Linked DNA regions of Homo sapiens: all the other regions are linked to region 3. Evidence: chromatin contacts called from ENCODE Hi-C or POLR2A ChIA-PET data. All regions are on one chromosome and are shown on one strand. Each heading gives the region's core, a stretch centred on a gene start or an enhancer-like site at or near the end of the contact. The rest is flanking DNA. Distances are from core to core; before and after follow the strand shown. Region 1 overlaps MYO9B (myosin IXB). Region 2 holds the start of MVB12A (multivesicular body subunit 12A). Region 3 holds the start of ANKLE1 (ankyrin repeat and LEM domain containing 1).

The links. A loop is a pair of places that touch in the nucleus more often than their neighbours do. ChIA-PET counts read pairs that join two places held with the same protein, here RNA polymerase II (POLR2A). Pooled maps may share reads with other maps.
Region 1: a loop to region 3 is called in a map of lower lobe of right lung, with 5 times the contacts of the local background. The contact joins the enhancer-like site here to the promoter of ANKLE1 in region 3. A Hi-C loop is called at or near these places in 19 of 168 maps with a recorded cell type or tissue (CD4-positive, alpha-beta memory T cell, GM12878, GM23248 and 14 more), 17 of 37 single-sample maps with no recorded cell type and 14 of 50 pooled maps. POLR2A ChIA-PET finds 5 or more read pairs at or near these places in 14 of 52 experiments (A673, B cell, GM12878 and 10 more).
Region 2: a loop to region 3 is called in a pooled map, with 2.5 times the contacts of the local background. The contact joins the promoter of MVB12A here to the promoter of ANKLE1 in region 3. A Hi-C loop is called at or near these places in 3 of 37 single-sample maps with no recorded cell type and 10 of 50 pooled maps. POLR2A ChIA-PET finds 5 or more read pairs at or near these places in 13 of 52 experiments (CD4-positive, alpha-beta T cell, H1, HepG2 and 9 more).

The regions. Positions count from the first base shown.
Region 1 is chr19:17,078,428-17,081,508 of GRCh38, reverse strand. All of the region lies in intron 1 of MYO9B (myosin IXB), which reads right to left. Among named protein-coding and RNA genes, the nearest start is that of MYO9B, 4.2 kb to the right of the region's middle. RefSeq lists an enhancer at 1,213-1,750 and a silencer at 1,763-1,862. Within about 2 kb of position 1,313, at least 35 of the 41 ENCODE cell types and tissues checked have a DNase peak (open chromatin) inside an H3K27ac peak, as active enhancers do; they include A673, B cell, GM12878 and 7 more, where a contact is called at or near this core.
Region 2 is chr19:17,418,556-17,421,536 of GRCh38, reverse strand. It overlaps MVB12A (multivesicular body subunit 12A), which reads right to left and starts at 1,490. Exons shown (of 9, transcript NM_138401.4): 1 at 1,312-1,490; 2 at 1,126-1,224; 3 at 903-999. The coding sequence starts at 1,401. RefSeq lists silencers at 1,164-1,393, 1,534-1,743 and an enhancer at 1,904-1,953.
Region 3 is chr19:17,280,276-17,283,232 of GRCh38, reverse strand. ANKLE1 (ankyrin repeat and LEM domain containing 1) reads right to left here and starts at 1,332. Exons shown (of 9, transcript NM_152363.6): 1 at 1,251-1,332; 2 at 1,024-1,176; 3 at 472-577; 4 at 231-369; 5 at 1-8. The coding sequence starts at 1,312. RefSeq lists silencers at 1,321-1,410, 1,421-1,470.

The DNA.
Region 1 (3,081 bases), core at 64-2,563, 200 kb after region 3:
ACCCCTGAATGTATGAGTGTGAGATCTGGAAAACAGGGAGCGTCCAAAATTGATGTGGCCAACCAACCTGCTCACCCTTAAAGTGTTTATTTAAAGGAGTGAGAAGAGACAAAATGGACCTATTCTCTATTGACACGATCATTTCCCTCCAGGTTCCTATATTATCTAAAAATGTAAGTTGAGGCCGGGCACGGTGGCTCACATCTGTTATCCCAGCACTTTGGGAGTCCGAGCGGGCTGATCACCTGATGTCAGGAGTTTAAGACCAGCCTGGTCAACACAATGAAAGCCCATCTCTACTAAAAATACAAAAAGTAGCTGGGCGTGGTGGCGCACGCCTGTAGTCCCAGCTACTCGGGAGGCTGAGGCAGGAGAATCACTTGAACCTGGGAGACAGAGGTTGCAGTGAGCTGAGATCGCGTCACTGCACCCCAGCCTGGGTGACAGAGTGAGACTCTGCCCCCGCCCCCAAAATAAATAAACAAATAAATAAAAATGTAATTTGAATTTGTCCTTTTCTCAGTATTATGGGCTGAGCTGTGTCCACCACTCCCCTCCACAAAGAAATATTCACATATTGAAATCCTAAACCTCAGAACTTCAGAGTATGAGTATATTTGGGATTTTTTTTTTTTTTAAGAGATGGGGGTGTCGTTCTGTCACCCAGGCTGGAATGCAGTGCCATGATCATAGCTCACTGTAGCCTCAAACTCCCAGGCTCAAGCGATCTGTCTGTCTCAGCTTCTTAAAGTGCTGGGACCACAGGCATTCACCATCATGTCTAGCTAATTTTAGTATTTTTTTGTAGAGATGGGATCTTGCTATGTTGTCCAGGCTGGTCTTAAACTCCTGGCCTCAAGTGATCCTCCTGCCTCAGCCTCCCAAAGGGCTGAGATTACAGGCGTGTGCCACCAAGCCTCGCCTAGAGACAGGGTCTTTATGGGGATGATTCAGTTAAAATGATGTCATTAGGGTGGGCCCCCTTCCATATGACTGCTGTCCTCATAAGAGGAAATTTGGACACAGAGACAGGCACAGAGGGAGGACGATGTGAAGACCCAGGGGAAGACGGCTATGTATGAGCCAACAGAGAGAGGCGTGGAACAGATTCTCACAGCCCTCCGAAGGCACGAACCCTGCCAACACCTTGATCTTGAATGTGATCTTAAACGTCTGGCCTCTAGAACTGCAAGCCAATATACTTCTGTCGTTCTGGCCACCCAGCGTGCGGTTCTGTTACAGCAGCCCTAGCAAACTCAGGCACCCAGCAACAACAGTCATGAAACACCCCTAGCGGGGCTCCTTCTCTTGCACATACAGCCCTGTGCAGCAGGGCAGAGATGGGTTTTAAACAAGTGAGTCAGACAAGGATATCTTATTCATCACTCCGACGAACCCATGGGCTGAACCCTTGAATCACTACTTTATTTATCATCGGGCTCGGGCTCAGAAAGTCTCGCTGAGGAAATGAGTAGAACCCAAACTCGTCAGCTGCATTTCTGAAACATGCCTAATCTCTGAGGCTCTTTCCCAGCCACGATAGAAATTGAAAGGGAACGGGGCTCTGGGCTGCGGCGGTGGGCTGGTGTGGAGACAGAGCCCTTTGTTCTGCCACTCCAGGGACCACGAGGGCAGAAGAGAAGGGCTTGTCTTGCTTTGCCGAGAGGCCGCCTGGGGCCGTCTGAATGGCCGGCCGAGCAGGGGCAGCCTGGCACAGCTGGGCTGGGGATGCCGGGCACACAAAGGGCTGGTGGGTGGGGTGTGGGGGCAGCACCCAGAAGGGACCGTCAGTCCCGTGGCCCCAGAGCGTCTCCTCCAATCAAGGTAAAGCAGCAAAGTCACGGTCAAGGAGGGGGCCAAGCAGGGAAGGGGACAGCAAGATGGACCAAGAACAAAAATTCAGCAGTATGTGCTTGGGAACGGGCGGGCGAAAGGGCCCATGGAAGAGATAATGCAGCTTACAAAAGCGACGTTTATCCGGGGCAACCTCCAAAGTAGCTCTTGGGAGAGAATCTAATACCTCTAATCTCAGAAGAAAAGCAACAGATCATTCTAAGACGAGGACAGTTCCTCCAGAAATCCAGGTCAGTCACAAGACAAAGAAAAGACAAGGGCACCCGCTGTCCACCCTCGGGCACGTTGCCTACCCTCCCACAGTCCGTTCCTAACGGTTCCTCCTTTTTATCAAGACCCGCTCCCTCCTGATTAAGAACTGACTGGATGGCAGGATTCAGTTCCTGGTCTCTGCCCCTGTTCCCACTCTTAGTGGCAGTTCCTCAGGGGCTCCACAAACACCAAGGACCCACCAAGGCAATGATGGGCCCTAGAGGGGAACCAGGTTTTACTAATGAGCATCACATTTCACCTGGCGGGGGAGGTGATTCTGCCCCCAGGGGACACGTGGCCATGGCTGGAGTCATTTTCAGTTGTTACCCCTTGGAGGGGATGGAATACTACTGGCATCTCATGGGTGACAGCCAGGGACACTATTCCACATTCTACAGTGCACAGCCCCAACTGTCAATGGTGATGCGGGTGAGAAACGGCCCTGGAGATTTGGGTTTCCCCAGTTAAAGGTTACTAAGGATCCTGCATGTTTCTAGAAAGCTCAAGGAACCATCTCTGAAGTCATCACCTGCCTGGGCCTGTTTCTGTATCAGGAAGATAAGAACAAGGACCCTCGCACTGCCGGTTGGCAGAATGAGAGAGCTGGGATGCCCTGTACAGGCCGGGCTTCAAAGGTATCTGCTTGTGCAATCCCTTCCACCCGGAGTGGTTTAACACGTGGTATCTTTCCAGGTTTGACCTGGGGCCAGCCACTACTTCCGAGGAAACTTGCTGGAATCCCCCTTGTCCTAAAGCTTGCATTGGTTGTCCCTAATTCTCCCCCCATAATATCTTGTGGCCCCTCTGTCACCGTACTGATGACCTGATCTGAATTCCATTCTTTTTTTTAATTATTATTATTTTTGAGGGCATCTTGCTCTGTCACCCAGACTGGAGTGCAATGGCGCAATCTTGGCTGGCTGCAAACTCCGCCTCCTGGGTTCAAGCAATTCTCCTGTCTCAGCCTCCAGAGTA
Region 2 (2,981 bases), core at 241-2,740, 140 kb before region 3:
GCCCTTTACATAAAAGTTTGCCAACTCTAAGAAAAAATAAAGAAAAAAAGTTTGGCCGGGTGCGGTGGCTCACGCCTGTAATCCCAGCACTTTGGGAGGCCCAGGCAGGTGGATCACCTGAGGTCACGAGTTCGAAACCAGCCTGACCAACATGGAGAAACCCCGTCTCTACTAAAAATACAAAATTAGCCAGGCGTGGTGGCGCATGCCTGTAATCCCAGCTACTCTGGAGGATGAGGCAGGAGAATCGCTTGAACCCGGGAGTCGGAGGTTGTGGTGAGCTGAGATCGCGCCATTGCACTCCAGCCTGGGCAACAAGAGCGAAACTCCGTCTGAAGAAAAAAAAAAAAAAAAAGGTTTGCCAACTCTAGTATGAATGAATATAGCCTGAGTCAAATAAAAATGACAAGAAAGGGTGGGAAAGTTCAGGTGGGGCTGGGAGGGCTGCACTAGGGTTGTGGGCCCAGAAGAGGAGGGGTAGGGAAGGGTGAAGGTGACATCTGACGGAGGACGGAGAATGAGCTACAAAAAGGAGAGAAAAAGTGCCCCAGGCAGAGGAAGCGGCGTGTGCAAAGCCTGGAAATGAAAAAGAAAACTGCGCAGTGGTTTTGCTTGGCTATGGTGTAAAAAGACACAAGTAGCACAACAGTAGTGAAACAGGTGGCGTGGACTGAACACTTAACTCGAGGATGCAGGCTGTGCCAATCATATCACACATTTTGAATCAGGACAGGGGATGTCGGTCCACCCTAGGGCAGGGCTCTGAGTCCTCAGCCAACCCTGTCATCACCCCGTGTGCCAGGGGGCAGCCGAGGCTCAGATACCGCGCGCCCGTCGTCCCTCCTCCCCCGCTCCTCCCTGCAAGGGACCCGGACAACTCTCGCCTCCGAAGCAGCCCTTACTGGAATCCATGGGGTCGCAGACGGGGGAGAAGCCCAGCGGCAGGGGGCTCTTGTCCACCACGATCTGGATATCGGCCACCACGTTCTCCTGCGGGTTCTGGGGGTGGAAGGGGGACACGGCGAGGGTGGCTAGCAGCGGGGACAGCGCACCTGGCATAGGGCACCGTGAATGGGCAGGGGAGGTGGGCAGACCCTGGTGGTTCCGAAGGTGGGCACCTCTTACCTCTAGGCTGCCCAGAGAACTAAGGCACAGGAAGTAGCCAGATTTCTGCGCGAAGCTCTTGCCAAAGCTGGCGGGTGCCCCCTCGACGGTGCAGGAGATCTACCGGGAGGACGCGGGTCAGCGCCGGACTCCCACCCCACAGCGACTGCCTCCCCCATTCGACCCCCGCCCCTCGACGCCGCTCACCGCGCTGAACCCCCGCGGCGGGGGTGCAGAGGCCGACGACCAGGCCAGGCCAGCCAGCGGCGCCGAGTCTGTCCCGGGTACGGGATCCATCCTGCGAGCCGAGCGCCGAAGGCGGGGTCGCGGGGCACAGCCTCGAACCTCGGAGCGCCTCCCGACGGCAGCGCTCGCGACCGAACTACAACTCCCAGAAGGCCATGCGGGGGGGGGGGGCGGAGATTGCCCGGAAGCGCAGTATACGCGTGCCCGAGGAGCTGCTGGCCAATGGCGTGGGGAGGCGGAGCCTCGCCACCACGCGTCGCCAGGGTTGCGCGCGTGAGCGATGATGGCGGAAAAAAAGGTCTTGCCGGCTTTCCGCGCCCAGCAACTTCCGCCGGAAATGCTACGGCACAGGACCAAGAGACTCGTTCTCTGCAAGTCTGCACTACGTTCCCCAGAATTCCTTCCGGCCTCAGCTGCTAGTCTAGAAAAAAGCTCGGTGCTTAACGGAAAAGTTGGGAGCTTTGTGGCCGCGCGCAGTGGCTGACGCCTGTAATCCCGGCACTTTGGGAGGCGGAGGCGGGCGGATCATGAGGTCAAGAGATCGAGACCCTCCTGGCCAACGTGGTGAAACCCCTTCTCTACTAAAAATGCATTGTGAAGAATCTGCAATTCCAGTTCTGGGAAATCATCCCAAAGGAAATCATCTGTGGGATACGCAGCTATTGATTTAAAGAGCGAGTACTATGGACCATCATGAGCTTTGAAATCTTGGGTATAACTTGAAGATTTGTTCACAGGCACAATACGTTTAAAAAGCGACGTATAAAAGAATTTATTGCCTGTAGTCCCAGCTACTGAGGATGCCACCAGCAAACCGAGTTACCTCCCCACTTTGTGTAGGTGGCAAAGAAGGAACATCCAATCGGAAAAGGCAATCAGGTTTTATTCACTGGCCAGGAATGGAGAAGGAGAGGCTCTCACTCTAACTGCCCCTTCTCCCTCAACAGTAAAAAGCATAACGTTTTATTGTTTCTTCCCCTGGGTACAGGAAGGGAGAGGAATGCTAGCATGTGCAGGGTGGGACTCCAGACACGCAGGCTCAATTCATGAGCCTCAATTCCTGGGTTGTCTTCATACAACCCATCTACACAAAATGGAGATTTTCTTTTAAGAGAAGGAATTTTAGCATTATAATTATATATTGATGATCTAAAGTCGACTAGAGGTCGTCTGTTCCAGTTTGTGGTGATTTAGGGATCTTATCTTCCTCTGGTATCTGGTCAGGGGTCAAGAAGGTCTGGGGACATCCCTGGCTGTCTGCAATCTTTAAGCAGCTGTGCCTTTTTTTTTTTTTTTTTTGGACTTACAATAAGAAAGAGAACTTTCCCAGTTATTTTATCAGGGCTGTCATGGCAACAGGGTAACAGGGAGGCTGAGGTGGGAGGATCGCTTGAGTCCAGGAGTTTGAATCTAGCCTGGACAACATAAGGAGACCCCAGTGTTTAAAATGAAAGAAAGAAAGGGAAAAAAAGTATTTACTATAATAATATGCTTTTAAGCCGGGCACAGTGGTTCACACCTGTAATCCCAGCACTTTGGGAGGCCGAGGCGGGCGGATCATCTGAGGTCAGGAGTTTGAGACCAGCCTAACATGGTGAAACCCCGTTTCTACTAAAAGTACAAAAAACTAT
Region 3 (2,957 bases), core at 83-2,582:
GCCTGGGGCTGCAGGTGAGAGTGGGGGCCAGAGAGGAGAGGAGGAGGGATGAGACAGCGATGAGAATAGGATCAAACAGAAAAAGGAGATCAGAGTGTCTGAGGCCGAAAGAGCTGGCCACAAATAGTGGATGTGAGACGGTCAGAACCAATGGGTGGGGTGGGGAAGACCCTGGATGTCAGGGACTGGTCCAGAAGTCAAGCCCCAGCAGCCCTGCAGGCCCTACTCACTGCCAGGTGCAGGCTCGGGCTCCTGAGTCTCTGCCCCGATCCGGGTCCGGGTCCTGGTCCGCGTGTCGAGATCCTGCAGGACTCGCGCGCACTCCAGGTGTCCCTGCTGCAGGGCCAGGTCCAGCGGCCGGAGTCCGTCCTACAGGGGCGCGGTCAGCAGGGGGCGCCCGAGGCCCTCTTACCTTCCTTCCCTCCCTCTGGGCTCACCCAGCCTTTCTTTGCCCGCGCAGTGCCTCCCAACCTGGTCGCGCAGCGCCGGGTCCGCTCCTTGGCTCAGCAGCAGCTCCAGGCCGCGGCGGCAGCCCCACGCGGCGGCCACATGCAGCGGCGTCAGTGCCTCGACAGATCTGGGGCGGCAGCGCAAGAGGGGTCATTGCGGACTCAGCCTCCCGGCAGGAACCCCGATCTCCGCTCTGGGGACCTGGAGCCTTCGTTCTCGGCCTCCCGGATCTCCGCCGTCCACCCTGGTACACTGCCCTTGGAACCTAGATGCTATGACCTCAGGCCAGGACCCAAACCTCTGCCGTCTGACCCTGGTGCCTCCACTCCAATATCCGAACCCTTGATCCCCACTTTGGTCCTAGCGCAGCCCCATTCCACGCCCTCGGTCTGGGACCCCAGCGCCTCCCTCGAGCCCTAGCCCCTGCCCTTGGACCCCCAAGTTCCCTCCCCAAGATCCCCTAAACCCCACCCTCGAGCCCCGAGGCCTGGCCCGGGATGATGGGGCGCCCCTTCCCGGATTCCCAGACTTCGGCTTGGGGAGACCCCGCCCCGGACCCAGGCTCTATCTTACCGAGCGTTGGGGTCCCCGCCTTGGCGCAGTAGGGCCCCGAGGCAACGCAGGCCGCGCGGGTGCCGGGCTCCGGCCGCCAAGTGCACAGCCGCTGCGCCGTCCTCTAGCACCAAATTAGGGTCCGCGCCGCAGCGCAGCAGCTCCTCTACTGCCCTGCAAACACCGCGGTCAGAGTGGACCCCGGCCAAAGACCCCCACTCCTGGCCCGCCCCCGGCCCCGCCCTCACCACGGCTCCTCCTCCCGCAGCGCATCCCGCAACCTGCGAGCCAGGCGGGCCTCCGAGCACATGCCCTGGCTGGGTCCGAAGCGCACCGCCTGGTCGGTCGATTTCCTACTTCCCGCGGGGGGCTTGTGGGCATGCGCCGCTCCTCCCCTCGGCTCGGGGGGCCCCTCTCCAGGGCCGAGCAGGGTTCCCAGCCAGGCTGCCCCGCGCCGCACGGGGGTCCACATCGGGGTTCGAGAGCTTTAGTGTCCTCAGGGGCCCTTGACACCCGGAGGCGCTCAAGCAGGGTCTGGGACCGCCGATAAGAGCCCGGGTGGGAGGATGCCACCGGGTGTGCCACTATCTCATTTAAAAACGGGAAACGCGAAGGCACCCGGCTCGAGTGGGTGGAGCTACGATTAAGAAAGTCCGGGGTGCCCCAGGTCATTAAGTCTCAGGGAATCTTCTTCAAGGGTGGCCTCTGGCAGGGAGCACGGCCTTATGAGAGGCTTAGGCCGGGCACGGTGGCTCACACCTGTAATCCCAGCACTTCGGGAGGCCCAGGCAGGAGGGTTGCTTGAGCTCTGGGGTTCGAGACCAGCCTGGGCAACTTGGATAAACCCAGTCCCTACAAAAAAATACAAAAAACTAGCCGGGCGTGGGTGGCTTGCACCTGTGGTCCCAGCTACTTGGGAGGCTGAGTTGGTAGAATCTCTTGAGCCCGGAAGTTCGAGGATGCAGTGAGCCATGATCACACCACTGCACTCCAGCCTGGGCAACAGAGCAAAACTCTGTCTCAGAAAATAAATAAATACATAAAATAGAGGCTTCAATTTCCAACCCCCAGGCCGAGGGCCCAGCTCACGCCTTTAAGCACAGTGCTTTGGGAGGCTGAGGAGAGAAGATCGTTTGAGCCTACTAGTTTGTTGTTGCTTTTCTTTTCTTTTAGTGAGTGCAGGAGTTTGAGACCAGCCTGGGCAACGGAGTGAGGCCCTATTTTTTTTTTTTTTTTTTTTTTTTTTTTTGAGCCGGATCTTACCCTGTCGCCCAGGCTGGAGTGCAGTGGCGCAATCTGGGCTCACTGCAACATTTGCCTCCCAGGTTCAAGCTATTCTGCCTCGGCCTCCCAAGTAGCTGGGATTACAGGCATGTGCCACCACTCTCGGCTAATTTTTGTATTTTTAGTAGAGATGGGGTTTCACCATGTTGTCCAGGCTGGTCTTGAGCTCCTGATCTCAGGTGATCCGCCCGCCTCGGCCTCCCAAAGTGCTAGGATTACAGGCGGAGACCTTGTCTTTGTTTTATTTATTTATTTATTTTTGAGACGGAGTTTTGCTCTTGTTGCCCAGGCTGGAGTGCAGTGGTGTGATCTCAGCTCACTGCAACCTCCTCCTCCAGGGTTCAACAGCTTCTCCTGCCTCAGCCTCCCCAGTAGCTGGGATTACAGGCATGCACCATCACGCCTAATTTTTTATTTTTAGTAAAGACGGGGTTTCACCATGTTGGTCAGGCTGGTCTCGAACTCCTGACCTTGTGATCCGCCCACCTCGGCCTCCCAAAGTGCTGAGATTACAGCCGTGAGCCACTGCGCCTGGCCAAGACCCCGTCTTTAAAAACAATTTTTAAAAAATTTCCAGTCCCCGTTCTGCGTTGCCCATTTTCAATCCAGCGGAACTAGGACTTCAGTATTTTGGAGGGCTGGACCTCTGAGAGTCTTAGTGTCCCATCTGC